2 separate regions of the Homo sapiens genome follow, and region 1 is linked to region 2. The links are chromatin loops, found by intact Hi-C in ENCODE. Cell type or tissue: HCT116. All regions are shown on one strand. Links, peaks and the distances in the headings refer to the core of each region. The heading gives the core; the rest is flanking DNA.

What was found. Hi-C counts contacts between places; a loop is a spot of excess contacts. Peaks named below come from ENCODE experiments on the same cell type or tissue, not always from the same donor. Only the 100,000 strongest peaks of a DNase experiment are listed, where the experiment ranks them.
Region 1: a loop joins it to region 2, with 5 times the contacts of the local background. A loop is called at or near these places in 7 of 110 quality-filtered maps.

What each region holds. Positions count from the first base shown.
Region 1 is chr3:42,825,089-42,841,028 of GRCh38, forward strand. All of the region lies in intron 2 of ACKR2 (atypical chemokine receptor 2), which reads left to right. LOC124909373 (a long non-coding RNA gene) reads right to left here. Exons shown (of 2, transcript XR_007095895.1): 2 at 8,643-10,871. Among named protein-coding and RNA genes, the nearest start is that of ACKR2, 24 kb to the left of the region's middle. RefSeq lists an enhancer at 11,529-11,823 and a silencer at 11,529-11,823. In HCT116, for the core only: CTCF peaks have their summits at 5,486 and 6,350 (motif pointing right); DNase peaks (open chromatin) are centred at 4,351, 5,503 and 6,373.
Region 2 is chr3:42,240,888-42,256,827 of GRCh38, forward strand. It overlaps LOC105377048 (a long non-coding RNA gene), which reads left to right and starts at 7,017. Exons shown (of 4, transcript XR_940772.3): 1 at 7,017-7,265; 2 at 8,209-8,359; 3 at 8,921-9,105; 4 at 12,570-12,607. RefSeq lists an enhancer at 14,851-15,940. In HCT116, for the core only: a CTCF peak has its summit at 6,783 (motif pointing right); a DNase peak (open chromatin) is centred at 6,794; H3K27me3 peaks cover 764 bases.

The DNA of each region.
Region 1 (15,940 bases), core at 2,836-10,835, 580 kb after region 2:
GTACTACACAGTCTTGATTACTGTGACTTTGTAGTAAGTTTTGAAAAAAGAAGTGTGAGTCCAACTTTGTCCTTTTTCAAAGTTGTTTTGGCTATTCTGGGTTCCTTGCATTTCCATGCGAATTTTATAATAAGCATGTCTGTTTCTGTAAAAAATGCAGTTGCAACTTTGATTGGGATTGTGTTGAATCTGTAGATCAATGAAGGGAGTACATCCCTCTTAACAACCTTTAGTCTTCCAATCCGTGAACATGAAATGTAATTCCACTTACTTAGGTCTACTTTAATTTCTTTCCATGATGTTTTACAGTTTTTAGTGTATAGGCCTTGCACTTCATTTGTTAAATTTATTCCTAGGTATCTTATTTTTTCTGATGTTATCGTAGATATAATAGTTTTCTTAATTTCTTTTTAGTTTATAGAAATACAGTTGCTTTTTGTATATTGATCTTGTATCCTGAATGTTGCTGAGATAACTTGTTAGCTCTGATGTGTGTGTGTGTGTGTGTGTGTGCGTGTGTGTGTGTGTATTTCTTAGGATTTTCTATATACAAAATCATGTAATCTGCCAATAGAGGAAATTTCAGTGCTTCCTTTCCAGTGCAAATGCTTTTTATTTTTCTTGCACAACTGCTCTGACTAGAAATGCCAGTACAATGTCAAATAAAAGTGGTGAAAGTGGGCATCTTTGTTTTGTTTGTGATCTGAGGTAGGGAGGGGGAAGATTTCAGTCTTTTACCATTAAGTGTGATGTTAGCTCTGGGTTTTTTTTTTTTTGTTTTTTTTTTTTGTAGATACCATTAATCAGGTTGAGGATGTTCCCTAGTTTATTGAATTTTTTTTTTTTTTCAATCAGGAAAGGTGGTGAAGATTACCAAATGTTCTTTCTGCATCTGTTAAGGTGATCATGTGGTTTTTGTCCTTTATTCTTTTCATATGTTGTCTTACATTGTTTGAGTTTCGGATGTTGAACGGTTTAACCTTGCATGCCTGGCAAATAGCTTAACTAGTCATGGTGTATAACCCGTTATATCTGTAGTTGGATTTGGGTTGTTAGTATGTTGTTTAGGGAGTTGTGTGTGTCTGAGAATCTATATATGGTCCATAAGGGATATTGGTGTGTAGTGTTCTTTTCTTGTGATGTCTTTGTTGGGTTTTTGTATCAGAGTAATACTGGACTCATAGAATGAGTTGGGAAATGTTTCTTCCCCTTCTGTTTTTTGAAAGAGTTTGAGAGGATTAGTGGTAATTCTTTAAACATTTGGTAGAATTTACCAGTGAAGTCATCTGGTTCTGGGCTTTTCTTTGTGGGACATTTTTTGATTACTAATGAAATTCCTTTCTTTGTTATAGGTCTATTCAGATTTTCTTTTTCCTCTTGAGAGAGTTTTGGTAGTTTATGTCTTTCTAGAAATTTGTTCATATGAATTATCTAATTTATTGGCATACAGATGTTCATAGTATTTTCTTATAATCTTTTTTTCTATAGTGATTCTCTCTCTTTTATTTCTGATTTTAGCAATTAGAGTCTTCTCCCTTTTTTCTTAGTCAATTAGTTAAAAGTTTGTCAGTTTTGCTGATGTTTTCCAAGAACAACCTTTGGTTTTGTTGATTTTCTCTATTGTATTCATATTCTCTCATTCATTTGTACTCCAATATTTATTTTGTCTTTATTTTTGCTTGCTTTCAGTTTAGTTTGCCCTTCTTTTTCCAGAATCATAGGCGAAAAGTTAGTTTACTGAATTGGGGTCTCTTTTTAAAAATATCTGTATTCACATTTCTCTCTAAGCATTGCTTTTACTATGTCCCATAAGTTTGGTACATTTTATTTTTGTTTTCATTCATCTCAAAGTATTTTCTAATCTCCCTTGTGATTTCTTCTTTGACCCATTGGTTATTTAGGAGTGTGTTGTTTAATTTCCACATGGTTTTGAATTCCCCAAATTTTTCCTTCTGTTATTGATTGAGTTTAATTCCATTATGGTTGGAGAAGATATTATATATGGTTTCAGTTCTTCTGAATGCATTGAGACTTGTTATATGGCCTAACATATTCTCTGTCCTGGAGAATGCTGTATGTGCACCTGAGAAGAACATGTATTTTGCAGTTGTTGGGTGGAGTGTCTTACTTATATCAGTTTTAGGTATTCACTTTTCACCTGGTTAAACATTATTCATTCTTTGAGTCACAGGTCCAAAGGATTTCTTGTGTCAAATATTTCTTAATCCATCTCCCTAAGTAAAATGTAGTTTCTTCATTTGAATTTCTATAATTCTGCCAACACCTATAACTGTATTATAACTTTTATTCCAATTCAGTCTTTCTAAATTCTGATGTTATGGGTTTCTTTGTGCAGAGCCATGTTGTAACTGTATCTCCATATCACTGAAACCTTACTTCTAGTGGTAACTTTAAAGCATGTCATCGAAAGGCTGAAAGAATCTGCTGGTTATTGAGCACTTTGTCAATCCAGAGCCATAAACTACCTACAATGGATTATGGATAAGGAGAAGCAAGGCAGTGTACTCTGCCTCTGGGGAACCTACATTTTAGTTAAGAGATCTACGAGATACCAATGTAGGAAACCTTTAAGACAAGATTTGACCAAGTGCCAAGATGAAGGCACTAGGGGATTGGACTTGTTCACTTTGTCTCTCTCCCCATGCGTGGGAAAGAGGCTTGTGGAATTGTGAGGCTGGAACAGCCCTCAGGGTTTCTGATTTCTAGTCATCATCCAGCCTGTGCGTGGACACTCTCACCCACAGGGAGACGCCCCCACACTCCCATTTAGGACTTGTTGATGGTTGTTTGCTAACTTTGGGCAGAGCAAGAAAAATGAATTGCCCTTTAGCTACCACACACCCTTCAGTCTTCTCCATAAAATAAACCATAAGCCTGCAAAATCATGTGTAAAGTCAACAGGGAAAGGAAAGAGCTGTAGTCATAAATTCTAATCCCAGGAGGATATGTCAAAGGATGCTTGCATTATATATATATATATATATTTTTTTTTTTTTCTTTTCTTTTCTTTTCTTTTCTGAGACAGAGTCTTGCTCTGTCACCCAGGCTGGAGTGCAGTGGTGCAATCTCTGCTCACTGCAATCTCTGCCTCCAGGGTTCAAGTGATTCTCCTGCCTCAGCCTCCCAAGTAGCTGGGATTACAGATGCCTGCCACCACGCCCAGCTGATTTTTGTATTTTTTAGTAGAGATGGGGTTTCACTATGTTGGTCAGGCTAGCCTTGAACTCCTGACCTCAGGTGATCCACCTGCCTTGGCCTCCCAAAGTGTTAGGATTACAGGCGTGAGCCACCGCGCCTGGCCAGCTTGCATTATATTTTGATTTCAGATAAGGAAAGTCAGATCAAGTGACTGTGAGAAGGTCACTTCTTTCTTCTCCCTTCCTTCCTTCCACAATGCAGCCCCTAAAAGTGGCAACATCTTGTTTTAAGGGGAACCAAAAGGAATGTTTTCTGAGACTTATTATTCTCCTAGTGCCTACCTGTCTGTGAATGTTCTGGGAAGGTCTGAGGATGAGATTTGGAGATATGGAGATTTGGAGCGGCGAATTTATCTCACATGCCAGTTAGACACTTTATTCTGTCTAATTCAGGACAAAGACTGATGATTTGGGGGGCTAATCAGGGGATTCTTTTCAAGAATACAGTGTGATGAAGAAGGTTATCAAGACAGACTGCAAACTCTTTTCTCTAGTAACCTCTGAAAATAGAATCATAATGTGAAGTACAATACCTGCAATTATGGTAGCACACATTAAATGAAATAGGAGGATAATATAAGAGCAGGCCCATAGTTGTATATATTAGTGGACTAAATGAGTGATATCTTTATTGTGATCATCATGGTCACATTTATTGACAGTCAGTTTAGGGCAAAACACTCCTGGGAGAGGGGAGCATCAAGCCATCTGAAATTGGACGGAATTAAAGAGTTAGAAAAGGAACAGAGCAGGTGTCCTGGTATAGAGTGGACTTGAACAGGGTGAAAGAATGGGCGATCTTTGGATGGAGAGAAGGGGAGAAGAAAATGAGGGTGAGTAAAAGGCCACAGAGGTTGGAATGTGTAAGATACACATTTCATCAATGCAAAAATACCAGAAGGTGGCAAACGTGGACTTTGGTAGAGGCATGGCACAGGAAAATTGCTGTTCATAAGTCCACATAGGTGTGTCAGCTTCCAAACAATATTAGCTCACTAGATGCAAATGAATTATCCACATTACTCTGTTCCAGGCAATAGCCCCTATTGAGCTAGTGACAAAGGTAAACCATCTCTGACTCATCAGAAATTCTCTTCCCAAAGAAGTGAAGGGAGAAAATGGGAGTGGTAGGCCAGGAATGAGGGGCAATTCTGGTTGGCCCAGGGTGAGTCACTTTCCCTAATGTTCCTACCAGGAGATCAGGCCATGAGCTCTTGGCTCTGCTGCTCATTCTTGTCACCTTTCCCCCATATTCTAGCTCCCTCGGGTCACTCATCCTATCACTTTTCCGATAGGGCCGTGGAGTTGTACCCTCTCTAATTTTATAGATAGGGACCCTGTGGCCTAAAGAGGATTGGGGCTTGCCCTTCTTCCTATAGCACAGTTGGGACTAGGAGAGGGACCTCTTGACCATCAACCCCTTGCATCTGCACTCTGTCCTCTGCCATGTGACGTAACTCTTTTAGTCTTCATGCCAACTGAGAGGCAAATGAGACACAAAACAGAACATGGGAAAACTTGAAGGGGCTGTACCTTGACTGCAAAGGGCACCGGGGTACATGCGTAGAGGCAAGAAGAGTTTAGGGGCAGCAGGTCATCCTACATGACCCTATTCTCAAAAGAAAATCAGCCCCCATAATCCAGTTTCAGGTCTCATATTCCAAAACCTAAACTCTGAACTAACAAACATTGTGATTCTTTCATAGATGTCTAATATTTACTAAACAAATATTGGGACTTGTTTTCAATACCCTCTTTCAAATACCCCTTATAACAGGGTTCATATTTCTCTTCCTGAATGTTATGAGGCTTCCTCTTTCCTGCCTAACTGTCCCAAGGCCTCTCCTCCTCCAATGACCATGTGGCAATCATAGAGGGGGTCTTAGATAGTATTCCTGTATCAAAGGAAGTATGTCTAAGGAATTGGAGGATGCTGGTCGTTAGCCTCTGATTGATAAGCACTTCTTATTTATTTAATTTTTTTTTAAAATAGAGATGGGGGTTTCACCCTCTTGGTCAGGTTGGTCTTGAACTCCTGGCCTCAAGTTATCTCCCTGCCTCAGCCTCCCAAAGGGCTGGGATTACAGGCATGAGCCACCACGCCCAGCCTTTGATTGATAAACTCTTCTTTCCTCTTCCTTCATTCTGTAATGCAACCCCTAAAAGTGGCAAAATCTTGTTTTAAAATTTTGTCTGTCCCCTCCCCCAAATTTGGCATATTGAAAACAAGATATGGAGCAATAGTGACTCTGAGAGGAGAAGAGGTGTAGTGCAGGACACAAGAAGCTCCCCGCTGGTGAAATCCTGTAATGTGTTTCTTTCAAGTCCCCCTCCCTGCCTTTGTCTCCTGGTGATGAGGTGTAAGTTCTGCCTTTTTTCTTTTCTTTTTTTTTTTATTTTCAGAAAGTCTTTGTTGCTTCAGGCAAGCATCAGAAACTGAATCTGCTGGGGTGTTGGTTGGACTGTGTGGCCTCTCTTTATCCCTCTCTTCCCAGACCCCTCAAAATCAGGTGCATTCTATATCCCCTTAGGCTAGATAGACATTCTATGGATGCTCCGGTCTGCATGAGGAAGGGAACTCCAACCTCCCCCAAGTCAGTTAATTTTAAACATTTTGGTCTTTTTTCTGTATAATTTGGGATTGGTGTACCAGAAATGACTAAAAACCTGTGGTTTTCTGAGAGTGATCCTGGGACTATAATTTTCTGAAATTAAACTTCAGGCAAAAAAAATAAAAAAAAAGAGAAGAAAAGAAAAAGAAAAACAGAAACTCTCATCGTGGCCAGATGGAGCCAGAGATTTGTGAGAAGACGAGGCTTAAAGAGTAAAAGGCTATCAGTGTGCGAGATGGGTTGAAAAACAAAAAATAAAAGGTGAAATCCGAGACTGCCACGCTCACCTAGGAGAAGTTGCAAAACCTCCTTAGTGATGTTGGGAAAATTCTTTTCAGTGAAAAGTCTCTTATGGACCTGTTAAAAATATCCCAAGAGCAAAACAGCAGACCCCCCACCTTTAAAGGAGGTGTACCTTTTGTCACTTAATGCCTGCCTGTTTCAAATCCAACCTTCATTGCTTTGTGACGTTAAAACATTTCTTCTTTGCCAGCTGGCATGATGCTAAACTTTATCAGCAGGGGGCGCTGGAGGGCTAATTTCATTGGCCAATGGCAGTGGTTTCTTGCCCTCCAGCTTCAGTTGCCCAGGATGCTGCTTGCCAGTTTTGACCCATAGTTTCCTGCCTGCTAGCCCCAGCTGCTGAGTGTGGATGAGCTCCATCTAGGGCAACCCAGTTGAACATCTGTGCCATCCAGTAGCTGCAATCGCACCCTCTCAAAGGAGGTCTGCATCCTAGCTTTGGGGCAGGGCTCCCTTCTCTTCCAAATTAGTACTTTTGTAAGTAGTCTCCCTCTGCCTAGGATGTTCTTTAGAGTTCTCTTCAATTCTCTTGTAGTAGTTACTTCTCTTCAAATAGTCAATACATCTTTATATTAAACTTTCCCTGTTCAACTTACTGTGGTTACTGTCTCCTGACTCTCCTTTCATGGACCATGATGCCAAAAATGCAATTACTAGTAGGTGAAAGGTTTGATAGTTTCAAAATCAAGTGAACATAGGGAAATACATGGGCCTTAATATCACTAGAAATTTAAAGAGGCAGAACCAATTTATTCAGCCAGAAATTATGTCTATGAATTTTGTACTTAGAATTGGTATTAAATCATTGTATGGTTTAATGGTAGTGAAATGAAACACAAAACTTTGGAGACTGAGATTTTTGGAAAGATAGAGATGACCCTCCCCTTTCCTCTAGTGGCAACTGCACCAAGAACAGCCTAATACCAGAAAGCCTCCATCTCTTAAGATGTCATGACCCTTAATTGTTAGAAATTCATTGCCATCAGGCTAGGCGTGGTGGCTCATGCCTGTAATCCCAGCACTTTGGGAGGCTGAGGTGGGCAGATCACTTGAGTCCAGGAATTTGAGACCAGCTAGGCCAACACAGTGAGGACCTGTCTCTAATAAAAATACAAAAATTGGCTGGGTATAGTGGTGGGCACCTGTAATCCCAGCTACTCAGGAGGCTGAGGCATAAGAATCACTTGAACTGGGGAGGCAGAGGTTGCAGTGAGCTGAGATTGCGCCACTGCACTCCAGCCTGGGTGACTGGGCAACAGAGCAATACTCTGTCTCAAAAAAAGAATAAAAAAAAAAGAAAGAAAAAGAAAAAGAAAATGTAGTGCTATCAAATTAAGAAAATGCAAAAACCTGCACCAGTTCATCTATCAGATTAGGGCACTCCATCACCGCATACGGAACGCACAGCAATGAAATACTCTAGACCAGTGCTGTCCAATAAAAACAGGTGAGCCACCATATGATCCGTATGTGTCATTTTAATTTTTTTTTTGAGACAGAGTCTCACTGTCGACCAGGCTGGAGTGTAGTGGCATGATCATGGCTCACTGCAGCCTCAACTTCCTAGGCTCAAGCGATTCTCCCACCTTAGCCTCCTGAGTAGCTGGGACTACAGGCACATGCCACCACACCTGGCTAATTTTTCTATTTTTATTTTTTTGAGATAGGGTCTGACTCTGTTGCCCAGGCTGGAGTACAGTGGCACAATCTCAGCTCACTACAACCTCTGCCTCCTGGGCTTAAGTGATCCTCCCACCTCAGCCTCCCGAGTAGCTGGGACTACAGGCATGTGCCACCACACCCAGCTAATTTTTGTGTTTTTTGTAGAGATGAGGTTTCTCCACATTGCCTAGGCTAGTCTTGAACTCCTGGGCTCAAGCGATCTGCCCGCCTTGGCCTCCCAAAGTGCTGGGATTACAGGCATGAGCTACTGTGCTTGGGTTAATTTATAAATTTTTTTGTAGAGATGAGGGCTCACTAAGTTGCCCAGCCTTAAATTTTCTAATAGTCAACATTAAAGCCCTAAAGAGAAACAAGTGAAATTAATTTGAATGATGTATTTATTTAACCCAAAATATAAACAAATTATCTCAAGATGTAATCAACATAACAATGAGATATTTTGTTTATTTTTATTTTTTATTTTTTAAAGTATTTTTTATTTCAATAGGTTTTGGGGGAACAGATAGTGTTTGATTACATGCATAAGTTCTTTAGTGGTGATTTCTGAGATTTTGGTGCACCCATCACCCAAGCAGTGTACACTATACAATTATTAATTATTAATGAGATATTTTACATTCCGTTATTTGTACTGTCTTTGAAATCTGACATGTGCTTTATGCTTGTACTTCTCAGTTCAGACTAGTCACATTTCAGGTGCTTCATGGCCAAATATGGCTAGTGACTACTGTACTGCCCAGTTCTAGAATAGGATTTGACCACACATACTACTTAGTGGGAATGACGATTTGAGAGATCATTTAAAAAAAAAACTGCATTACAAAACCAGACTTCTGTGGCTTTATTGATCATATTAATATTGTATTTTAAGGCCATTTTCTTTTATTGGATACAGATAAACATATTAGTGATTATGTGTGTTTTTTTAGAAACCCAGATTTTCAACCCTGTGTTGAGCAAGTCTTACAAGAGCCATTTTTTCAACAGGATGTGTTCACTTTGTGTCTCTGTGTCACATTTTGGTAATTCATGCAATATTTCAAACATTTTCATTATTTTTATTTTTATTTTTTTTGAGACAGAGTTTCGCTCTTGTTGCCCAGGCTGGAGTGCAGTGGTGCGATCTTGGCTCACCATAACCTCCACCTTCTAGGTTCAAGCAATTCAGCTCAGCCTCCCGAGTAGCTGGGATTACAGGCATGCGCCTCCACGCCCGGCTAATTTTGTATTTTTAGTAGAGATGGGGTTTTGCCATGTTGGTCAGGCTGGTCTCGAACTCCTGACCTCAGGTGATCCACCTGCCTCGGCCTCCCAAAGTACCGGGATTACAGGCGTGAGCCACTGTGCCCAGCCACATTATCATTATTATACCGCTATGGTGATCTGTGATCAATGATCTTTGATGTTACTATGCAATTGTTTTGGGTGTCCATATAAGACGAGAACCTAATGGATAAATGTTGTGTGTTTTCTTTTTTTTCGGTAGGGAAGACAGGGTCTCACTCTGTTGCTTAGACTACAGTACAGTCACACGATCATGCCTCACTGCATCCTTGACATCCTGGGCTCAAGTGATCCACCCACCTCAGCCCCACAAATATGTAGGACTATAGACTCGAGCCACTATGTCTGGGTAATTTTTTTTATTTTAATTTTTTAATTAATTAATTAATTTATTTATTTACTTATTTTGAGATGGAGTCTCACTCTGTCGCCAGGCTGCAGTACAATGGTGTGATCTCGGCTCACTGCAACCTCCACCTCTCGGGTTCAAGTGATTCTTCTGCCTCAGCCTCCTGAGTAGCTGGGACTACAGGTGCGCACCACCATGCCCAGCTAATTTTTTGTATTTTTAGTAGAGATGGGGTTTCACCATGTTGGCCAGGATGGTCTCGATCTCTTGACCTCGTGATCCACCTGCCTTGGCCTCCCAAAGTGCTGGGATTACAGGCATGAGCCACTGTGCCCGGGCAAATTTTTTTTTTATTATTATTTTTTGAGACAGTTTCTCACTCTGCTACCCAGGCTGGAGTGCCAGTGGCCCGATCTCGGCTCACTGCAGCCTCTGCCTCCCAGGTTGAAGTGATCCTCCTGCCTCAGCTTCCCGAGTAGCTGGAACTGCAGGCACGCACCACCACCCTTGGCTAATTTTTGCACTTTTTTGGTAGAGATGGGGTTTTGCCTTGTTGGTCTTGAACTCCTAGGCTCAAGCGATCCACCCAACTCGGTCTCCCAAAGTGCTGGGATTACAAGCATGAGCCAGCACGATCGGCCTGAATTTCTTAATGTTTTCCTTCACTGGGCATTTAGGACCTTGTTAAAGAAGGCCTTTCATCTCCAGAGCCCATGAAGATGCTCTCCCATAGCATCTTCTAGGCTTTAAAACATTCAGAGCTTATTTGCTGTGTGGTGTTGGTGAGGGCTCTAATTTTTCTCCCCGCAACCCAGATAACCAGGGTCACCCAGTTAACAGAGCTTTAGAGTCCACGTTGCTTTCCGTTGCTCACGTCTTCACTGACTGCTCTGTTCATCTGCCTATCTCAGAATCACACCCTTTCTCCAGGACCACTCTCCTTCTGCTGGAAGTACGTTCTTCAGTGAGTTCCTTGAGTCTCACTCTCCTGAGTTTCGTGTTGTGATAAATTCTGTTTCCCATCTGGAAATGCCCTTTACCGTGAGCAGATTCTTGAACAACCATCAATTTCAACTCCTGATTCTAATTTGATGGTGAAGAGTCCCAAGTCACACTCACTGTATCCCATGGCTTCCGGCTCCCACTGTGGCCACTACGAAGTCTACTCTCAGTCTCAGCGTCTGCTCTCTGTAATCTGTGCTTTTTCCTTGGCTGCATTAAAGATCTTCTCTTTGCCTTTGGTGTGCTGCAATTTCATTATGATATGGGTGTGGATTTCTGTGCTTCCTGATTCTGCGTATTCAACCTCCACTGAAATGGGTGACTCGTGGTTCCCAGGTCCCTCCTTCCTCCTTCTGCCCACCCGAGCCTGGGCATCTTACTATGGGGTACAGTTGGGTGAAGGAGCATCATAGAAGCACCCTAGAAGAGATGATTGGTGCATTAGAAGCTGTCTGCCAGGTCTGAGTTGTGTTATGCTTATTCTCTGGGTAGTCTGAGGCAACCCCTGAGAAAGGCAGGTATTACTACAGTCAGAAGAACTGCTCCAGGAATGCATTCCTCCCCAGAAAAATCTCATATCTAAACTGAGAGTAATTCACGTATTATGGAACAATTTTCCAAACATATATATAAATTACAAACCACACCTCTCTCCCACCTCCAAAGTTGTGATGAGATAAAAGCAAAACTGTAGCACCAGCAAAACTAAATAAAACTTTGTAATAAGGCTTTAAGTGCCCTGAATCTCTTCCAAGGATCAAGATGAACCCTAGAGCTGCAATTCCACAATCCACCAGATCCTGGGACTCAGGCCATATCAACATGGTTATCTAGCTGGCATTCCAACCCCAAGAGGTTTCTTACTTGTCTGTTGCTTTCTTATTATCAAGTCCTCACTTAGGTTCTGTGTTCCTTTGCAGCCCAGACCACCCTAGACTCCATACGGCACCTCTATTCCAGCAGTATACCAGGGTCTATTAAAAGAAATCCAGAGAAACAACTCAGATGGAAAGGGCCCTGTGGCGTTCTGTTGACCATTGTCATGACTCTGTGGGGCTCTAGACCATTCTTGAGGATAGGAGGGTGACAAGCCACAAGGTGCACAACCAGCAGTGCACAAGGTGAACTTGAATACAATTCAGAGTCTGCCAAAGCCCTGCGACAGTTTTAGCCAAGAAAGGAAAGGGAGTTACTGTGTGGCATTCAAGATGGACTGAGTGAAGACTACAGATAAGTTTCCTAGGACTGTGTGGAGATGCCAGATAAATAACCTCAGGACTAGTGTATGAAATGGGCTGGGCTAATACTGACTGCTGGACTCTTAAGTCATCATCTTGCTTACTGTCATAGTTTACTGGTGCCTACCAGGAAGGTCCTTCTTCCCCACCTCTGATCACCGTGTTTCTCTTTCAAATGTCTTTTGCAGTGGTTGTCTGACAACTCAATGGTTGGTGTAACACAGGATTTGGCATCTTCCTTAAAGTTATCTGATTGTGTTTATTTCACCCTTGGGACATAATGTGCAAGACCCTAGGATGCTGGAAACATGGCTCTATCCAAGCCCCGAAGGCCTGAGAACCAGGGAAACGGATGGTGTAACTGTCAGTCTAAGGCCAAAGGCCTGAGAAGCAGGGGGGCCACTGGTATTAAGTCCTGGAGTCCAGGGGCTGGGGAGCCTGAAGTTTTTTTTTTTGGAAGATTGGGTTTCACTCTGTCGCCTAGGCTGGAGTGTAGTGGTGCAATCTCAGCTCACTGCAGCTTCACCCTCACAGGCTCAAGTGATCCTCCCACCTCAACCTCCGGAGTAGCTGGGACTACAGGTGCATGCCACCATGCCTGACTAATTTTTGAATATATATATATTTAGAGATGGGGTCTCACTGTGTTGCCCAGGCTGTTCTCAAACTCCTGGGCTTAAGAAGTCCTCTCTTCTCAGCCTCCCAAAGTGTTGGGATTAGAGGCATGAGCCACTGCGACCAGCTGGGAGCCTGCAGTTCTGACAGGAGACTAAGAGTGTATTCCAGCTCCAGCAGATAGATGGATGCAGATCACCTTTTCTCTGTTTTTGTTATCTCCAGGTCCCTGGCAGATTGGATGGTGCCCGCCCACATTAGTCCACTCATACTCTCATGCTGATCACCTCCGGAAACACCTTCACAAACACACCCCACAATAATGCTTTATGAGGTTTCTAGGTATTCCTTAACTCAGTCAAGTTGACATCTAAAATTAACTGTCACACTATTAAATATACGCTGTAGGCAATACATCTATAAAAGGGAGTATACAAAGAGGAAATCAGCCCCCATCTCCCTGGACTTCCATGCCATTTATTTTGAAAGTTAAATTCTGAATTAGCAGAAATCCTTAACATTTGACTTTATGTACAGAAATATGACCCTCTTTATGTATTTTCAGTGTTTACTGGACACTGAAGATACATAAATTTATATTATCAGAAACCTCTTTCAAATAGCCTTCCAAGGTTTGCTAATACAGACTCATCAATCATAGGCCTAAAAGTAAAACCTAAAATTATAAAATTTCTAGGAGAAAACATAAGAGAAAAAAAATCTTTATGACATTAGGGTAAGCAAAGATTTCTTAGTTAAGACACCAAAAGCATAATCCATAAAAGAAAAAGTCAATTACTTGGACTTCACCAAAATTAAGAATGTGTGCTCTTCAAAAGACACTAAGAGAATAAAACACAAGACACAGACTAGGAGAAAATATTTGCAAATCATATATCTGATAAAAGACTTTTTATAAAGGATATGGAAATAATCCTCTGAACTCAATAGTAAGAAAACACACAGCCCAATTTTGTAAAAAATGGGCAAAATATGTGAAAAAACACTTTCATTGAAGAAGATATAGGGATGTCAAGGAAGCATATGAAAATACGTTCAATGTCATTAGTTCATAAGGAAATGCAAACTGAAACCACAATGAGATACTACTTCACATTCATTATAATGGCTAAAAGTAAAAAGACTGACCATACCAAGAACTTAGGAGAATGTGAAACAATTGTAACTCTCATATTTTGTGGGTGGAAATGCAAAAATGGTATGGTCACTTTTGGAAAAACAGTTTGACTGGTTTCTTACACAGTTAAGTATACGCTTACCATTCAACATAGTCACTCTATTCCTAAGTATTTACCCAAGTGAAATGAAAACCTATGTTCACACAAAGATCTGCACGTGAATGTTTGTGGCAGATTTATTTGTTGATTACAAAAAAACTGGAGACAAACCAAATGTCCCTCAGCTACAGAATGGATTAAACTGTGGTGCATCTGTAAATGTTGCTAGAGGGAATGTAATTTGCTGCAGACACTTTGAAAAACTGTTTGGTAGTATTTGCCAAAGTCAAACGTCCTCGAAACATACCCAACAGAAAAGACTTGAATAAGAATGCTCATAGCAGCACATTTGTAATAACTCTGGAATAAAGAGTCTGACTCAATTTTTGATGTTTTACTATGACAGCTTTCAAGCCCCATCACTCCCCTTTCTCATTTTCTCCACACCTGGACATGCCTACAGGTAGCTCATGGTGCTCCCTTCCTTGGTGCAGACGGGCAGTTCAAACCACACAAACTCCAGCCTGTGGGAGAGGGATCCTTCATCCTGGACGCACCTGCCCTCTGCCCAGCCACTATAAAAACCAGAGCCACGTGCCCCTTCTTTTGCTTGAGTGTGGGCCCTGCTGTCCCCAGAAAGCCTCATTACGTGAGTAGTAACTCTTTTCAAATCCTCCTGATGAGTGTGTGGCATCATCAGTCTGGAGCTCCGAATCAATCTTGGGTGGTTTGAAGGGCTGATAACTCCCATCAACAGTGCAGCAGCAAAGCAAACCCCAAATTGGAAACTACTCAAATGCCAAGGCAATAGATGAGGATACAAATACATTTTTTGCATATTTGCCCAATGGAGCCTTTGAAGCAATGAGAATGAATGAACTGCAACTGCACGTCATCTCGCAAACATAATGTTGAACAAATGAAACCAACACAAAAGAATATGTTCTATACGACCGGTTAGCATTTTTAGAAGCTAACTTGTAATGTTAGAAGTCAGGAGAGTTGCTACCATACTTAGGGTGGTAGGTTACTGGAAAGGCGCACAAAGTGAGAACTTTTTGGTACATCAGGCTGTATTTGAAAAGATAAAAATAAATCTGAGTGAGATGGGAGAGGCAGGAGAGGATGATCGGATGCTCCAGCTCTCTGAGTGAAGTTCTGACTCTGCCCTGTTGGGCTGCGGTGTTTAGAATGTGAACCAGTCCCATCCAGTGGACAAATGTAGAAGTGCATGTAAAGGCTTAAAATATAATAGCAAGATGTCTGGTCTGTCTTGGGAGTCTCTGATAGTCGCAGCTAATTTTGGGTGTGGGTGCAGATCCTGGGCTCAGAAATGAAATAGAGCAGGCCGGGCGCAGTGGCTCACGCCTGTAATCCCAGCACTTTGGGAAGCCGAGGCGGGTGGATCACGAGGTCAAGAGATTGAGACCATCCTGGCCAACATGGTGAAACCTCGTCTCTACTAAAAATACAAAAAAAATTAGCCGGGCGTGGTAGCTGGCGCCTGTAGTCCCAGCTACTCGGGAGACTGAGGCAGGAGAATGGCGTGAACCCGGGAGGCGGAGCTTGCAGTGAGCTGAGATCGCGCCAATGCACACCAGCTTGGGCGACAGAGCGAGACTCCGTCTCAAAAAAAAAAAAAAAAAAAAAAAAAAGGAAATGAAATAGAGTATCCAAGAAGAGTCTGAGGCCAGACTTTCTGTCCTGCTACAGAGAGCTGGGTTCGCCAGGCTGAGGGAGACAAATGACTTCTCTGGTGGGAGGGATAGGAAGCAGAGAGAAAGGTGGACCCTATCCCAGCTGAGGGCTCCACTATCCCCACGCATTGTTTGCCTCACTAGGAAGTCCAGCTGGGTTAGGAAATCACCTTTACTCAGGTGCTAAATGCTAATCTCATAAGGTAGGTAGTAATGCCCATTTTTCAGATGAGGGAACTGAGGCCTGGGTAACTTGACTTGTAAGTGGCAAAACTAACGTTTGAATTCCAGTCCGTCTGGGTCCAAAACCCATTTCTAAATTATGATACTCTATGTTGAGTGTCTTAACCTTTTTTTTGTTTTGTTTTGTTTTTTGTTGAGACGGAGTCTCGCTCTGTCGCCCAGGCTGGAGTGCAATGGCGCAATCTCGGCTCATTGCAACCTCCACCTCTCTGGTTCAAGCAATTCCCCTGCCTCAGCCTCCTGAGTAGCTGGGATTACAGGCGCATGCCACCACGTCTGGCTAATTTTTTTGTATTTTTAGTAGAGACAGGGTTTCATCATGTTGGCCAGACTGGTCTCGAACTCCTGACCTCAGGCAATCCGCCCACCTCGGCCTCCCAAAGTGCTGGGATTACAGGTGTGAGTCAAGGAGCCTGGCCAAGTGTCTTAACCTTTTTTGTGCCATGGCCCCCACCCCT
Region 2 (15,940 bases), core at 3,356-11,355:
AGGCCATTACATAATGGTAAAGGGATCAATTCAACAAGAAGAGCAAACTATCCTAAATATATATGCACCCAACACAGGAGCACCCAGATTCATAAAGCAAGTCCTGAGTGACTTACAAAGAGACTTAGACTCCTGCACAATAATAATGGGAGACTTTAACACCCCACTGTCAACATTAGACAGATCAACAAGACAGAAAGTTAACAAGGATACCCAGGAATTGAACTCAGCTCTGCACCAAGCGGACCTAATAGACATCTACAGAACTCTCCACCCCAAATCAACAGAATATACATTTTTTTCAGCACCACACCACACCTATTCCAAAATTGACCACATACTTGGAAGTAAAGCTCTCCTCAGCAAATGTAAAAGAACAGAAATTATAACAAACTGTCTCTCAGACCACAGTGCAATCAAACTAGAACTCAGGATTAAGAAACTCACTCAAAACTGCTCAACTACATGGAAACTGAACAACCTGCTCCTGAATGACTACTGGGTACATAACAAAATGAAGGCAGAAATAAAGATGTTCTTTGAAACCAATGAGAACAAAGACACAACATACCAGAATCTCTGGGACACATTCAAAGCAGTGTGTAGAGGGAAATTTATAGCACTAAATGCCCACAAGAGAAAGCAGGAAAGATCCAAAATTGACACCCTAATATCACAATTAAAAGAACTAGAAAAGGAAGAGCAAACACATTCGAAAGCTAGCAGAAGGCAAGAAATAACTAAAATCAGAGCAAAACTGAAGGAAATAGAGACACAAAAAACCCTTCAAAACATTAATGAATCCAGGAGCTGGTTTTTTGAAAGGATCAACAAAATTGATAGACCGCTAGCAAGACTAATAAAGAAAAAAAGAGAGAAGAATCAAATAGATGCAATAAAAAATGATAAAGGGGATATCACCACTGATCCTGCAGAAATACAAACTACCATCAGAGAATACTACAAACACCTCTACGCAAATAAACTAGAAAATCTAGAAGAAATGGATAAATTCCTCGACACATACACCCTCCCAAGACTAAACCAGGAAGAAGTTGAATATCTGAATAGACCAATAACAGGCTCTGAAATTGTGGCAATAATCAATAACTTACCAACGAAAAAGAGTCCAGGACCAGATGGATTCACAGCTGAATTCTACCAGAGGTACAAGGAGGAACTGGTACCATTCCTTCTGAAACTATTCCAATCAATAGAAAAAGAGGGAATCCTCCCTAACTCATTTTATGAGGCCAGCATCATCCTGATACCAAAGCCGGGCAGAGACACAACCAAAAAAGAGAATTTTAGACCAATATCCTTGATGAACATTGATGCAAAAATCCTCAATAAAATACTGGCAAACCAAATCCAGCAGCACATCAAAAAGCTTATCCACCATGATCAAGTGGGCTTCATCCCTGGGATGCAAGGCTGGTTCAATATACACAAATCAATAAATGTAATCCAGCATATAAACAGAACCAAAGAGAAAAACCACATGATTATCTCAATAGATGCAGAAAAGGCCTTTGACAAAATTCAACAACCTTCATGCTAAAAACTCTCAATAAATTCAGTATTGACGGGACGTATCTCAAAATAATAAGAGCTATCTATGACAAACCCACAGCCAATATTATACTGAATGGCAAAAACTGGAAGCATTCCCTTTGAAAACTGGCACAAGACAGGGATGCCCTCTCTCACCACTCCTATTCAACATAGTGTTGGAAGTTCTGTCCAGGGCAATTAGTCAGGAGAAGGAAATAAAGTGTATTCAATTAGGAAAAGAGGAAGTCAAATTGTCCCTGTTTGCAGATGACATGATTGTATATCTAGGAAACCCCATTGTCTCAGCCCAAAATCTCCTTAAGCTGATAAGCAACTTCAGCAAAGTCTCAGGATACAAAATCAATATACAAAAATCACAAGCATTCTTATACACCAATAACAGACAAACAGAGAGCCAAATCATGAGTGAACTCCCATTCACAATTGCTTCAAAGAGAATAAAATACCTAGGAATCCAACTTACAAGGGACGTGAAGGACCTCTTCAAGGAGAACTACAAACCAATGCTCAATGAAATTAAAGAGGATACAAACAAATGGAAGAACATTCCATGCTCATGGGTAGGAAGAATCAATATCGTGAAAATGGCCATAATACCCAAGGTAATTTATAGATTCAATGCCATACCCATCAAGCTACCAATGACTTTCTTCACAGAATTGGAAAAAACTACTTTCAAGTTCATATGGAACCAAAAAAGAGCCCTCATTGCCAAGTCAATCCTAAGCCAAAAGAACAAAGCTGGAGGCATCCCGCTACCTGACTTCAAATTATACTACAAGGCTACAGTAACCAAAACAGCATGGTACTGGTACCAAAACAGAGATATAGATCAATGGAACAGAACAGAGCCCTCAGAAATAATGCCACATATCTACAACTATCTGATCTTTGACAAACCTGACAAAAACAAGCAATGGGGAAAGGATTCCCTATTTAATAAATGGTGCTGGGAAAACTGGCTAGCCATATGTAGAAAGCTGAAACTGGATCCCTTCCTTACACCTTATACAAAAATCAATTCAAGATGGATTAAAGACTTAAACGTTAGACCTAAAACCATAAAAACCCTAGAAGAAAACCTAGGCATTACCATTCAGGACATAGGCATGGGCAAGGACTTCATGTCTAAAACACCAAAAGCAATGGCAACAAAAGCCAAAATTGACAAATGGGATCTAATTAAACTAAAGAGCTTCTGCACAGCAAAAGAAACTACCATCAGACTGAACAGGCACCCTATAAAATGGGAGAAAATTTTCGCAACCTACTCATCTGACAAAGGGCTAATATCCAGAATCTACAATTAAGTCAAACAGATTTACAAGAAAAAAACAAACAACTCCATCAAAAAGTGGGTGAAGGACATGAACAGACACTTCTCAAAAGAAGACATTTATGCAGGCAAAAAACACATGCAAAAATGCTCATCATCACTGGCCATCAGAGAAATGCAAATCAAAACCACAATGAGATACCATCTCACACCAGTTAGAAGGGCAATCATTAAAAAGTCAGGAAACAACAGGTGCTGGAGAGGATGTGGAGAAATAGGAACACTTTTACACTGTTGGTGGGACTGTAAACTAGTTCAACCATTGTGGAAGTCAGTGTGGCGATTCCTCAGGGGTCTAGAACTAGAAATACCATTTGACCCAGCCATCCCATTACCGGGTATATACCCAAAGGACTATAAATCATGCTGCTATAAAGACACATGCACACGTATGTTTATTGCGGCACTATTCACAATAGCAAAGACTTGGAACCAACCTAAATGTCCAACAATGATAGACTGGATTAAGAAAATGTGGCACATATACAGCATGGAATACTATGCAGCCATAAAAAATGATGAGCTCATGTACTTTGTAGGGACATGGATGAAATTGGAAACCATCATTCTCAGTAAACTATTGCAAGGACAAAAAACCAAACACCACATGTTCTCACTCATAGGTGGGAATTGAACAGTGAGAACACATGAACACAGGAAGGGGAACATCACACTCAGGACGGTTGTGGGGTGGGGGTAGGGGGGAGGGATTGCATCAGAAGATATACCTAATGCTAAATGACGAGTTAATGGGTGCAGCACACCAGCATGTCACATGCATACATATGTAACTAACCTGCACATTGGGCACATGTACCCTAAAACTTAAAGTATAATAATAATAAAATAATTAAAAAAAAGAAAACTTGAATAGTCTATACCCAGATGTAAAAAAAAAGTAAGGGAAAACCAATTGTGCCTGTTATTAAGTTATTATCTCTTATCTCCAAATTCACCATTTTATGCCCTCCTGGGGCTAGGACTGTACCACGCTTCCACGTCAGAAGCTGCCAATAGGGACATCACTGGGGGCCGGAGGAGAGAGAGGAGACATGTTTCTTCCTGTCTGTGTGCTGTTCCGGTCAGTGTCCTCCCAGCAACTCCTTCACCCAACAACAGCATTTGGTTTTGGTCTGTAGTTTTCCCCTCATTCCTAGAATGTACCTTATCACACCTTCCCCCTGCCCTGCTCAGTGACAACAGCCGGGTAACACGCTAGCCTCAGAGCTTTGGGTTCCACCTGCTCCGTGCCACTCCTCTAAGCTTCTCAATGTATTAATCCCAACCATTTCGCTTTGTTCCTCCAGCCCTAGAGAGGCAAGGACTCTGATTCCTGCCACTGCGAGTACTATGTTATCTCAATGTTCCTTTTTGCTTTTTCAGTCTTCCAACACCAGTTTAAGTAATTCTCTGCATTCCCTAGTTTGAACAAAAGCCAGAGTGGTAGTCCTTGTTACTGATTAGTAATTGTGACTTCACTCCTCTACCACCTATTTCATGTTCCCTTTGTCCTCAGCTGCTCAGAATTCTTTACTCAGTGGGAGGAATACAAATTTTCATTTCAGAAAGATCTGAACCATAGGTGGCCGAGCATATGTGAACTTGCAAGGAACATGGAAGGCGTAGTGAAGCAAGGAAATAATGATTACCAAGTATGGCCTCATGACCTGTTCAGAAACAGGGACTATAATGCATTGTTGTGATTACCTATATAAACTGTAGGGTGGAAGTGGGAAGACTAGTTAGGAGGCTTTTACAGTAATCCAGGGGGAGGGAGAGTAATGGCCCAGACCAAGGTGGCAACAGTGGAAGTGGTGAAAAGTAAGTGGATTCTAAACACATTTTGAAGCCGACAAGATATGCTGATGGATTAGATGAAAGGTGTAAAGGGAAGGGGGGAGTCAAAGATTGTTCCAAGGATTTGGGCCTGAGCAATGGGAAGGATGGAGCTGCCATCAACTGAGTTGGGGAAGGCATTAGGTAGAGGAAATTTGAAGGGAAAGTCAAGAGTTCATTTGGATATATTGAGATTGAGATGCCTGTTAGCCATCCAAGTGAAAATGATCCCTACAGCTTTGCCTTTGGAACAGATCTGTCTCCTCCCACTAGAATGAGAAAGCCCTGATGTCAGTCTGTTTGTCTCTCATTTCAGCATCTTTAGTGCTCAGCACAGTGCCTGGACCATGATCATTTCAGTAAATAGCTTTTGAATGAATGAATGAATAAAAAAATGAAAAACTTTGGGGGTTCTCATATATGCCAAAGTTTGTCTTATCCAGGTTCCAACTCCACCATTCTTTTCCAGAAAGAATAAGATAACCATTTTATTCTGCACACTGTGGCCAATATTCACTGGAAACCTGTCTTGTTAGTTTACTAATTGTAGATGAAATCTTTCTCCCCTGAAGTGGAGAAATCCCTCAGAGAGACAAGAGCCTTCCTCCCTCCTGTTAGAAGCATGTCTCAGCCTGGATTCAGCTGGAGACTTGTTCTGACTAGAAGATAGGGCTTTGACAATGGTCTCAGGTCTGGGAGAGTCTGAGGGCACGGTGTGTGCAGTAGAATCCTCTTCTTCTCTTCTTCCCTGTACATGGGTGTGTTTTTTGTGTTGTGGCTTCTCATAGGAAACCTGAGGTAGACCCAGAACAGTTTCCCTTGGAGCTTCTCTCTCTGCCCAAGTTCAAATCCCAGTAATTACGGAGTCCCAATTCAGTACTTCTGATAGGAAGCAAAAGTAAGGTTCATCCTATCCCCAGTGTCCAGTATAGAACAGGAGGCATTCATTTGGACAGTTTCACCCTAATTCAGCCACAGTTAGGACTCCCGTGTCAGGCTGCCTCTATAGTGCGCTGCCTGTCTTCCTGCACCCTGACCTCTGGCATCCCCTCCTTTGAGGAGACTTTCATAACTCCCAATTTTGGTTTATGAGTCGTTGCTATGCAGGGAGAAACACAGGAGGTGAAGGTGAAGGTGGGGAGTTGATTTGCTATTAACAAACTTCTGTATCTTGATTTTATGTTCAAAATACATGATTACATGTACTCGATGGAACTTAACATTTTTGCTTATTTGGAATTGTTTTTTTCTTTCTGCTTTTCTTCACTCAAATCTGGAAAGCATAAGGTGCTCACTAATTAGAGGTAACCATAGTTACCAAGTTGTCTTCAAAATACCCCTAAGAGTTCCTTTTTATTTTTTGAGTTCTTATTCTACAAAAAGCATTTCACTTGTCAGTCTTCTTTGTTCTCTTTTCAGTTTCATGGGGTGATGTTCCAAACCTGGAAGACTTTTGGTAGCTCTGTTAAAAGTTCAAAAGTAAAATAATGAAATAAACTACCTATTCTTAGAAAATAGTCCCATGCCTAAAATTATCTGGTTTCAAAATTTCAGCTGACTGGGTAGCAACGAGAAATAGACCAGAATCCTGCAAATTTCAATGTGTATACAGTAGCTTCCCATTATCTGCTATTTTGCTTTCTGTGATTTCAGTGACACATGGTCAGCTGTGGTCTGAAGACATTAAATGGAGAATCCAAGAAATAAACAATTCATAAGTTTTAAATTGAGTACTGTTTTGAGTAGTGTGATGAAATCTTGTGCCTGCTTGCTCCGTCCTGCCTGGGAAATAAATCCTCCCTTTGTCCAGCAAGATCCATGCTGCATATGCTATCCACTCATTAGTTACTTAGTAGCTGTTTCGGTTATCAGATCTAAAAAACACAGGATGTATAAGGTTCAGTACCACCCGCAGTTTCAGACATCCACCTGCGGTTTTGGAACGTATCCCCCATGGATAAGGGTGAAAATACTGTACAGCTAAAATCCTCAACAGAGAGAAGCTGGCACCCGGAGGAGTGTTTTCTAAAATTTCCACTTGAGGGCGCTGTCGTCTTCTGTCAGGGTAGAACCGACGTATTTTTTTCCCGTTAGGTTAGTTACTGCATGTGAAAAACTTCACTGACACCCAGGTTTCGGTTTGCTACAGTGGTGATTAGAGGTCTCTTAGAGACTGGCACACTAGGCAGCCACCTGGTTGGCCTCCCCTTCATTCAGTCAGCTCTGCCATTCAGCTTTCTTCCAGCCTCTGCACATTACCTGTCCTAGTTCTTGTTTTATTGTACTGCCACTCAACTTTTCTGAATCTCCCACTTGGCTGTGTCTCTGTACCTGCTAAATCAACACAGTTCCTGGCATACAGGTGCATTTCAGTGCATGCTGGTGAGACAGCGAAGGGCTTGAAACAGTCCACAAAAGTTGATGCAGGAGAGCAGTACAATCCTTTCTGGAGTGGGACTCAGAGAAAGATCATGCATGTTGAAGTCATTCCAGCAGCAGTCCAGGGGAGTTGGGGCAGGTAAGGCTTGAACAACTGCTGATTGTGTCTGTTTCTATTTGCCCAGACTGGCATGTGAGCCACAGGAAGGAAAAGATAGAAAGATGCTAGTCTTAGAGCTTGATTAGATGTGACTCTTTCCACTTGTCAGTAACTCTTATTCCCTCTGGAGATTTTCCAAACCAGAAACGTCTTGGGAATCACATATATGAAAGAACCCAAAACTAAGATAATAAAATAAACCACCCATTCTTAGAGAAGAGCCTTATGCCATGAGTTACTGGGTCTTAACATTTCAGTACCTCTTGACCTAATATTTCAGCAAGATATTAGAGTTTCAGCAGAAATTGCCAGGCCCTGGAAGGCTGAGAAAAGGCAGGGAAGCCCTGAAGGCTGTGGCTGGTGCCTTTCTCAAAGATAGGTGGCAGGTGGACAGACAGAGAAGGAGTCTAGGCGGGCACAGCCGGACCCAATTGCTCAGATTGGGCTGAAGTCTTGGGTGAATGGCAGGAGGGAGAGAAGCTAAGGAAAAGGGAAAGGAAGGGAGTTGACAGAAGATCAAAGCAAGGACCCCAAGGCAGGGTGGATCAGGGCAGAAGAGGCTTCAGCCAGGGCTTGGAGAGATGAACCTGGGCCAGAGGCTGGGGAGGCAGGAAAGAGCTGGCCGTAGAAAGACCTAATGAACCAAGAGGCAGCTGCATGGCTGAAGCTGAGTGGTGCCCACGTGGTTACCTTTTGGAAGTGGTTGGTTTCAATGTCTCCCGAAGCTGGGGTTGCAAATATAACACAAATGTGTGAGACTGGCCTGTGAGAGAGGGCATGCCTGTCTAGAGGGGCAGCCAAGTGTTGGCCTCCACATTGTCACCATGCAGAAATGCAGGCTCATCATTGCCAGATTTTCAGAAGAAGATGGGATTTCATTGTGAAATTTCTATATTGAAAGACACTGGTGTTCTGATTCTAGGTAAGATGGGATAAGTGCACTCCAACCATCATTTCTGTTGGTCATAACTCCAGGAGAGAAAGTTTAGAACAGCTATTTGAGGACGGTGAAAAGAAAACAGCAGAAGGAATATTGGTGAAGAACACAGAATTTGAAGTACATCAAACCAGTAGTGAGTTTATCACTTTCCCCACTCTTGTATCCCTTGGTTTGAACTTAACAGAGCTAGAAACTGGAAGTGGGATCTGGGGCACAGACAGCTCCAGGAGAAGTTCTTTAGTTCTGGCCCAAGGAGTGAAAAGGGGAACTCCTAATGTCCAGAGAGATCATGACCATTCTCTCTCTCTTCTCTTTTTCAAAAAAATTATTATCTTTTTCTGTTTCTCATGCCACAGGCCCTGGGCAAACCCACACCTGTAGGGTCAGCAGTCAGTAACGGGACTGACAGGAGCCAAAACTGAGGCAGTGTAAACTTGTTCTTTTTTCAGAAGAACTGTGATCCCACGGTGGGTGAGACTAGCTTCCATTGATATTTTTGTCTCTCTCTCTTCTACTGCCACTTGGATCTGAACATGGGCTACAAACATAGACGTGTGTAGAACAGAGTAACCAGAACCCCAATTTGGGGTGGAGGATCAAAAAGGGGAGCCTCAGGGAACTGAGAGTACCAGGGAGATTACAGAGAGGGTGGAGCTCAGGGAAGTGACTCCATACAGTTATTTATGAATTCCAGGGCTCACTTCCAAGCCATACATGTTTGGATCTGGTTTTAATGAGGATACCAAGACCTTTGAGAACTGAAGTAATAGAGAGGTCATCACCTGGTTCCTAGACTGGCTTCTGGGTGGTGCACACCTGAAATGGAGACAAAAAGCAGTTTGAAAACTGAGTGGATGTTGACATCACAGCGCACAGAAGGTGGGTTGGAACTTGCAAACTGAACCTAACCATGTCCATCACCTGCTAAAACAAAATATTAACATTTTTCGTAATATTTAAACAAGATCCAGAGTCTCACCAAATAATATCTAAATTGTTCAGGATAAAATAAAAAAATACTGAGCATACAAAGAACCATAACAATTTAGGTTACCTTCGCCTTTATCCCCCTGCTGTGCATTGCAGGTTCTGTGTCGTTCTCCAGCTGCTCCCCATCCCACCCCAATTTTCTTTGAAAAAGACAATCCACAGACACAAATGATGAGATTTCACAGATGTTGGAATTAGAAGACAAAGGCTTTGAAGCAGCTATTATAAAAGTGCTCAAATGAGCAATTGTGAATATTCTTGAAACAAATATTAACATACAAAATCTTAGTACGGAAATAGAAGATATAAGTGGAAATTTGAGAACTTAGAAATATCAGAACCAAACCAAGAAATTCACTGGTGGACTCATTACCAGAATGGAAATGATAGAAGAAAGAGTCAGTGAACTTAAAAGTAGATAAATAGAAATTATTCACTGTAAACCATAGAGACAAAAAATAGAATAAAAAAAAAGAACAGGCCTCTCTGACATATGCAACAACAACAAAAGGTCTACCATTTATGTCATCAAGAGCCCAGGAAGGGAGATGAAAGACAGTGATGCTGAAAAACATTTAAATAATGTTTTTAAATGTCCCAAGTTTGGTGAAAGATATAAACTTACACCTTCAAGACTTGAATAAACCCCCAACAGGGTAAACACAAAGAAATCTACATCCAGACACATCATAATCAAACTACTGAAAGCTAAAGACAAAGCAAAAATCTTGAAAGTAGCCAGAGAAAAATGACTCATTATCTGTGGGGCACAATGATATGAATGACTGCAGGTTTCTCATCAGAAACCATGAAGGCCTTAGGTAGTGATACAGTATTTTATTTATTTATTTATTTATTTATTTATTTATTTATTTATTATTTTTTAAGAAAGGGTCTCACTCTGTTTCCCAGGCTGGAGTGCAGTGGTGCAAACACGGCTCACTATAGCCTCAACCTCCCAGGCTCAAGTGATCCTCTTGTCTCAGCACCCCAAGTAGCTGGGACTACAGCCACATGCACCACCATGCCCAGCTAATTTTGGTATTTTCTGTAGAGACTGGGTTTCACTATGTTGCCCAGGCTGGTCTCGAACTCCTGAGCTCAAGCAATCCATCCACCTTGGCTTCCCAAAGTGCTGGGATTACAGGTGTGAGCCACCAATCCAAGCCTGTGATACAGTATTTATAAAGTGCTGAAAGAAAATAACTGTTAACCTAGAATTCAAAATCCAGCAAAAATATCCTTTAGGGATGAAGGCAAAATAAAGACATTCTCAGATGAAGGAAAACTAAAAGAATTCATAGAAGCAAATCTGTTCTAAAGGAACTGATACAGTTCTCCTGATAGAGGGTATGGTTCCATCCTAGCAGCTGAACTTGTGGCCCTTCTGTATTATCCCTACCTTGTTGAGCCTAAAGGTTGCCACTCGGTGTGAAGAATGGACTACCCATGTGACTGAATCTATCATTTTCTATTTATAAGGTAAATGCAGAGATTTCAGACTACAAAGTGACCTTCATAGGCCAATGGTGTTTCTGGAAACCTGTGAGCAGAAAAAGGACTTCCACTCTGAGGGGTGGCAGCATAGTCACTTGGCTGGGGCAACTGGTCTCTTTGGCAATAACTGCTTATCAGAGAGGTTCCCATGGCATCCAGGCCCTGCAGGATGCTGTTGAGACCCTGTCAGGTGAGAACAAAATGGCAGTAGTGTGGCCCAGGCTCCCATACTGAGGACGGAAGGCACCAGAAGACAGTAGACACTGGTCCAAAACCTAGAGGTGTGCACAGCAGATGGAAAACTACTTTCTGCCAGCAGAGGTGACATTTTCAGGGGGCTTCATGGCTTTAGTGAGAGAGAACCAAGGAACTGGAAAGGATGGACACTGTGGGTGGCCACACACACAAACCTCGGCGACTGGCAAAATCATCTGAGGAGAATTGAATTGTTTCCTTGGCAAACGAAGTGGTTGAAGAACTATTTTTATGGCTGTTCTTATGATTCTGTGTTTCACTGTAGACTGGCACAGCCTAGAGAACATGCGCTATGGTTGTTATAAGGACAATCTACAAATATTACAAGTAATTTGGAGAAGAGAAAGAAAAGCACCTGTGATCCTATAACCCTGGCATGACTATCATCATTTTCACATAATCTCATTCATTGGAAAATAAACTTAATATGAGGTTGAATGAGCTGAGAGGACCTTTTCACTTTACATGGGTCACGATTATTTTCAGTGTTTCTACATTGTCCTCATACTCATCACTTAAATAACTGCTTGATTAAATGGATGCACTTAACTAATTCTATGTACATTAATTTCCTTAACAGCTACCCCTCACTGTGGAACACTTAGGTTGTTTCCACTTCTCTAATATTCTGAGTAAATGCAATGAACATCATCAATGCTCCTCTTTTTCCTTCTTTGAGATTGTCAAGCCTTTCTGGATTTTTTTTTTTTTTTTTTTTTTTTAGGTGGAGTTTCACTCTTGTTGCCCAGGCTGGAGTGCAATGGTGCGATCTCGGCTCGCTGCAACCTCCACCTACCAGGTTCAAGTGATTCTCCTGCCTCAGCCTCCCGAGTAGCTGGGATTACAGGCATGCACCACCAAGTCCAGCTAATTTTGTATTTTTAGTAGAGATGGGGTTTCTCCACGTTGGTCAGGCTGGTTTCAAACTCCTGACCTCAGATGATCCGCCCATCTTGGCCTCCCACAGTGCTGGATTACAGGCGTGAGCCATTGCGCCGGCCACCATTCTGGATTTTAACTGCAGCAAAAGAAATAGGGCTGGATGTGCATGTGTGTGAGTGTGCGCGCGTTTGGGTGGGTGTACTTTAGTGCATACCACCACTCTCCACAGATGCCGTGCACGCTGCCAGCCATTTTTTTGTGTGAGTGCTCTGTTTTCCAATTTATGCCTATCTTGGGGGGACTTGGCCGTGTCACTGAGCCTGCTTTACTTCTCTGATTTTTAAAACAAATGGTCTGATGAAACTGCTTCTAAAGCCAGTCTGTGACCTGAGTAGCGGGGATCCTGACAGATTTTTCCCTAATTGATTAATTAATGAACTAATTAATTAAGTGAATATTTTCTGAGTATCTACTATGTGCCAACCCTGTATTAAGTGTTAGGAATATAGCAATAAACACAGCAGATGAAAATCCCTGTCCTAATAGAGTTGACAGAACTTTGGTGTTCTGTATTCATTGGTGAGACAGAATCAATGAATAAATACATATACAATGTAATTCCAAGAGATGATAAACATGCGAAGAAAAGTAAAGCAGGGAAGGGGAGAGAGGGTAATGGAGGAAATTTTTGTTTCTTAAAAGAATTTTTTTTTTTTTAGAAATAATGTCTCGCTATGTTGCCCAGGCTGGACTTCAACTTCTTGGCTCAAGTGATCCTCCCACCTCAGTCTCTCGAATAGCTGGGACTATAGGCATGGGCCATTGTGCCCAGTTCAGAGGAACCTTTTCAGAGAGGATGGTCAGGACAGCCTCTTTGAGCAGGTAATTTTGGGGTTGAATGAGCTGACAGGTCCAGCCGTGCTTTTGGGAGGGAGAGTGAGCCGGGCAGAGGGAACAGTGGTGCGAAGGCTCTGACTTAGGAGTGAGTTTTGTGTTTTGAAGGAATAGCAAAGAATGCAGTGAGGCTGGAGTGAAGTGAGTGAAGAGGGCAGTGATGAGATGAAGTTAGAGAGGTGGGGGTGATGATGAGGCTGTCTGGGGGAGGTCTGTCCAGTGTGGGCCTTGGGGATGGTGGGGAGTCCAGGGCAGGTGCATTCTCATCTGGGACCCCCTGATCCTAGTTCTGTGGGAAGATATAGATCAGAGCAGGAGACAGACACAAACAGATCATTTTACTATCTGGTGAGAGATGTTTTTGGAACCTAGAACACAGGGGAAATTAGTGAGGCAACGATTTTCTCTCTTTCTGCTTGACTTATGCTTTATTTATCTTCAGGACTAGCCATAATTTGAAGATGCTGGAAAAAAATATTCACAGTCTCTGGAAATCTAGCAAAGTGATCAGGATTCTTTCCTTTGGCACTTCAAAGCAGAGTCAACAAAAAAAGCTGGGGGCGTTTTTTTGTGGTTATATGTTAAAAGTAAGAATGAACTTATACTGTCTTTCTTCCATTTTTCTTTCCTTATACCTGGGTTTGGCTGAGCCTGAGAGCAAAGATTGCCATTTGGGTTCAGTAGGTTGCTGACAAATTAAGTAAAGATTCCCTCATTTGTGGGTCAGATGTCTTACAGCCTGGTTTTGGTGAAGCAAATCTTGGGAGAGTGAATCTTGTCCACCCTCTGGCTGCTGGCCACATGGAGATGTTAGTAATTGCGGGTCAGGGCAGGTCAGATCTCCTAAGCCAAAGGTCCAGAGGTATCAGCGAATGCAGGGACTACCAGGCAATTCTTCATGTCTCAGCCTGGCAAGGAGTTAATTCCAGAGAAAGCTGCAGGTTCCGTCACTAATTCATTGTGTGATCTTGGGCAAGTTTATTATTTGTAAAATGGGAGTGGAGGTAGGGTAGGGTGTGGGCTGAGCCAGAGTGATAGCCATTGCTCTCTTCAGCTTTTAAATTCCAGTGGGTCAACAAAAAGGAAGCTTCTGAGCAACCTTAATTGGCAGAGCTGAGGACACAAACAGCAGGAATAGCTGTAGAGGGATATGGCCTGGGTGGAGTTCCTGCAAGCCCAAGGGATTCCAGGACAGCTAGCAGGAAAAGAATGGTTAGCGAGGGGAAGAGGGATGGAGGGGGAAAAGGTTGGGAGTGATCTTGCCTAGGATCACACAGCTGGGTAGAGGAGGAGGAGGAGGAGGAGGAGGGCAGGGCAGCGGGCATGGCTTTGTGGTTGTGTGAGTTCTGGCCTCTTTAAAGTGGAGTTTAGGAGTGGCTGGCTTCTCTGTAAGAGTTGCTCAGCTTAGTTGCAGAAGCCTGATGTGGACCCCTGAGAAACGGCTGAGGAAGTCCTGGGTTTCATGTCCTGGTTCCAGGGACCCTGCAACAGCAGGTGGCATAGAGATAAGAGCAGGGCCCCTGCAGTTAAAAGGTGCTGTCCTAAATCCAGCATGGCACTGAAAGCATTAGGGGGACAGGTCTTTAGGCTCTCTGCCTCCCCTGCCCAGGGAGCTCCATCAGGCCCCCTCCAAGACTCCACACATGATCACACATGCTGATTCCACCTTCATTGTGTAGGTGCAGCTTCCAGACAAGGCTCAGAGGCCCTTCTCTGCCAGATGGTGGCTCTAAGTCCTTTCATAGAGAAGTTCCAGAACCAGCTGCTTATATCCTGGCACTGCCGTTTGTGGGCAGCATGTGCACCTCCAAGACACTTAACCTCTCTGAGCTCCTGTTTCCTCTTGGAGGAGTGGAATCATGATTACCTTGCAGGATTGGGACTGTCTCCTAGGTTGATGCTTGTGAGAATCTTTGTACAGCACCCAAGAGGAGGCCAGGAATGTTCTTTCCTTTCCCTTTCCTGCATTAGAAGAAGTTGTGAAAGGCTTGGAAGTGGGCAAAGGGGATGACTGGGTGTCCTTTCAGTGGAACACTGGGCATTTATCTGATGCTGCTGGGGTCTGTGTCTTTGACTGGGTGACTTATAATCCCTGGAAAACTGATAGAAATGCAAACAATTCTTGCCTATCAAAACATAAGTGTGGTGGCTCACGCCTGTAATCCCAGCACTTTGGAAGGCAGAGGCAGGTGGATTGCTTGAGCTCAGGAGTCTGAGACCAACCTGAGCAACATAGCAAAACCCCATCTCTCTAAAAAGTACAAAAATTAGCTGGGAGTGGTGCACACACCTATAGTGTCAGCTACTTGGGAAGCTGAAGTGGGAGGATTGCTTGAGCCTGGGAGGTTGAGGCTGCAATGAGCTGTGATTGTGCCACTGCACTCTAGCCTGGGCAACAGAGCCGAGACCCTGTCTCAAAAAACAAAAACAAAAAACCCCAAAACCTAAAGAAACATAAGTGAATATTGTCCTCTAATGATACAAGTAACTTCTGTTATGGATAACAGATTATTCCAAACAGTGTAGTTTCTTGACCTATGGATATGAACCAGTTTTCTCTCTGTTAGCATTCCTGGCTGTCTACACATGTCTATCCTTCAGATTCTGCTTTGAAATGATTGTGACATCTTACTGGTTCCTTTATTAATTGATGAGTTAAATGATATCTTTGACATATGTTCATTTTGTGTTGTATGAGTCATGACTTTACCTTTGAAAATGGTATTTTAACACCCACTTCCTTGATGATTCATAAATCAGTAATTTAGATCAGACTTTCACCATCCATTCCCCACTGCTGATTCTATATTAAATTCCAAGTCCTTCACTCATCCCCCATCCCCAATACACAAACAGCACACACACACACACACACAGGCACATAACCCCTATACACCCATAAAACTAGTGATTTTTGCAAGGGGAGGTGGCACTAAAAACCCAGGCATCTGGATATTTTAGACTGAATGGGGGTTGGATACCTAAGATATGAGGCAGCCTTGGAGACCAAGTGTAGGGACTGAATGAGGTGGTACCTCGGGAGGGACTAATATAGTGTTCCCTATTTGGAGTAAGTTTTACACTGAATCCCAACTTCAGCTCAAGTGAAAGAATTGTACTGACCAAGTCTTCCTGGGCCTCCCTCCCAGTGTCCTGTCCCCAACACTAAGGAAGGTGGCACTGAGTGCCAGTAGCG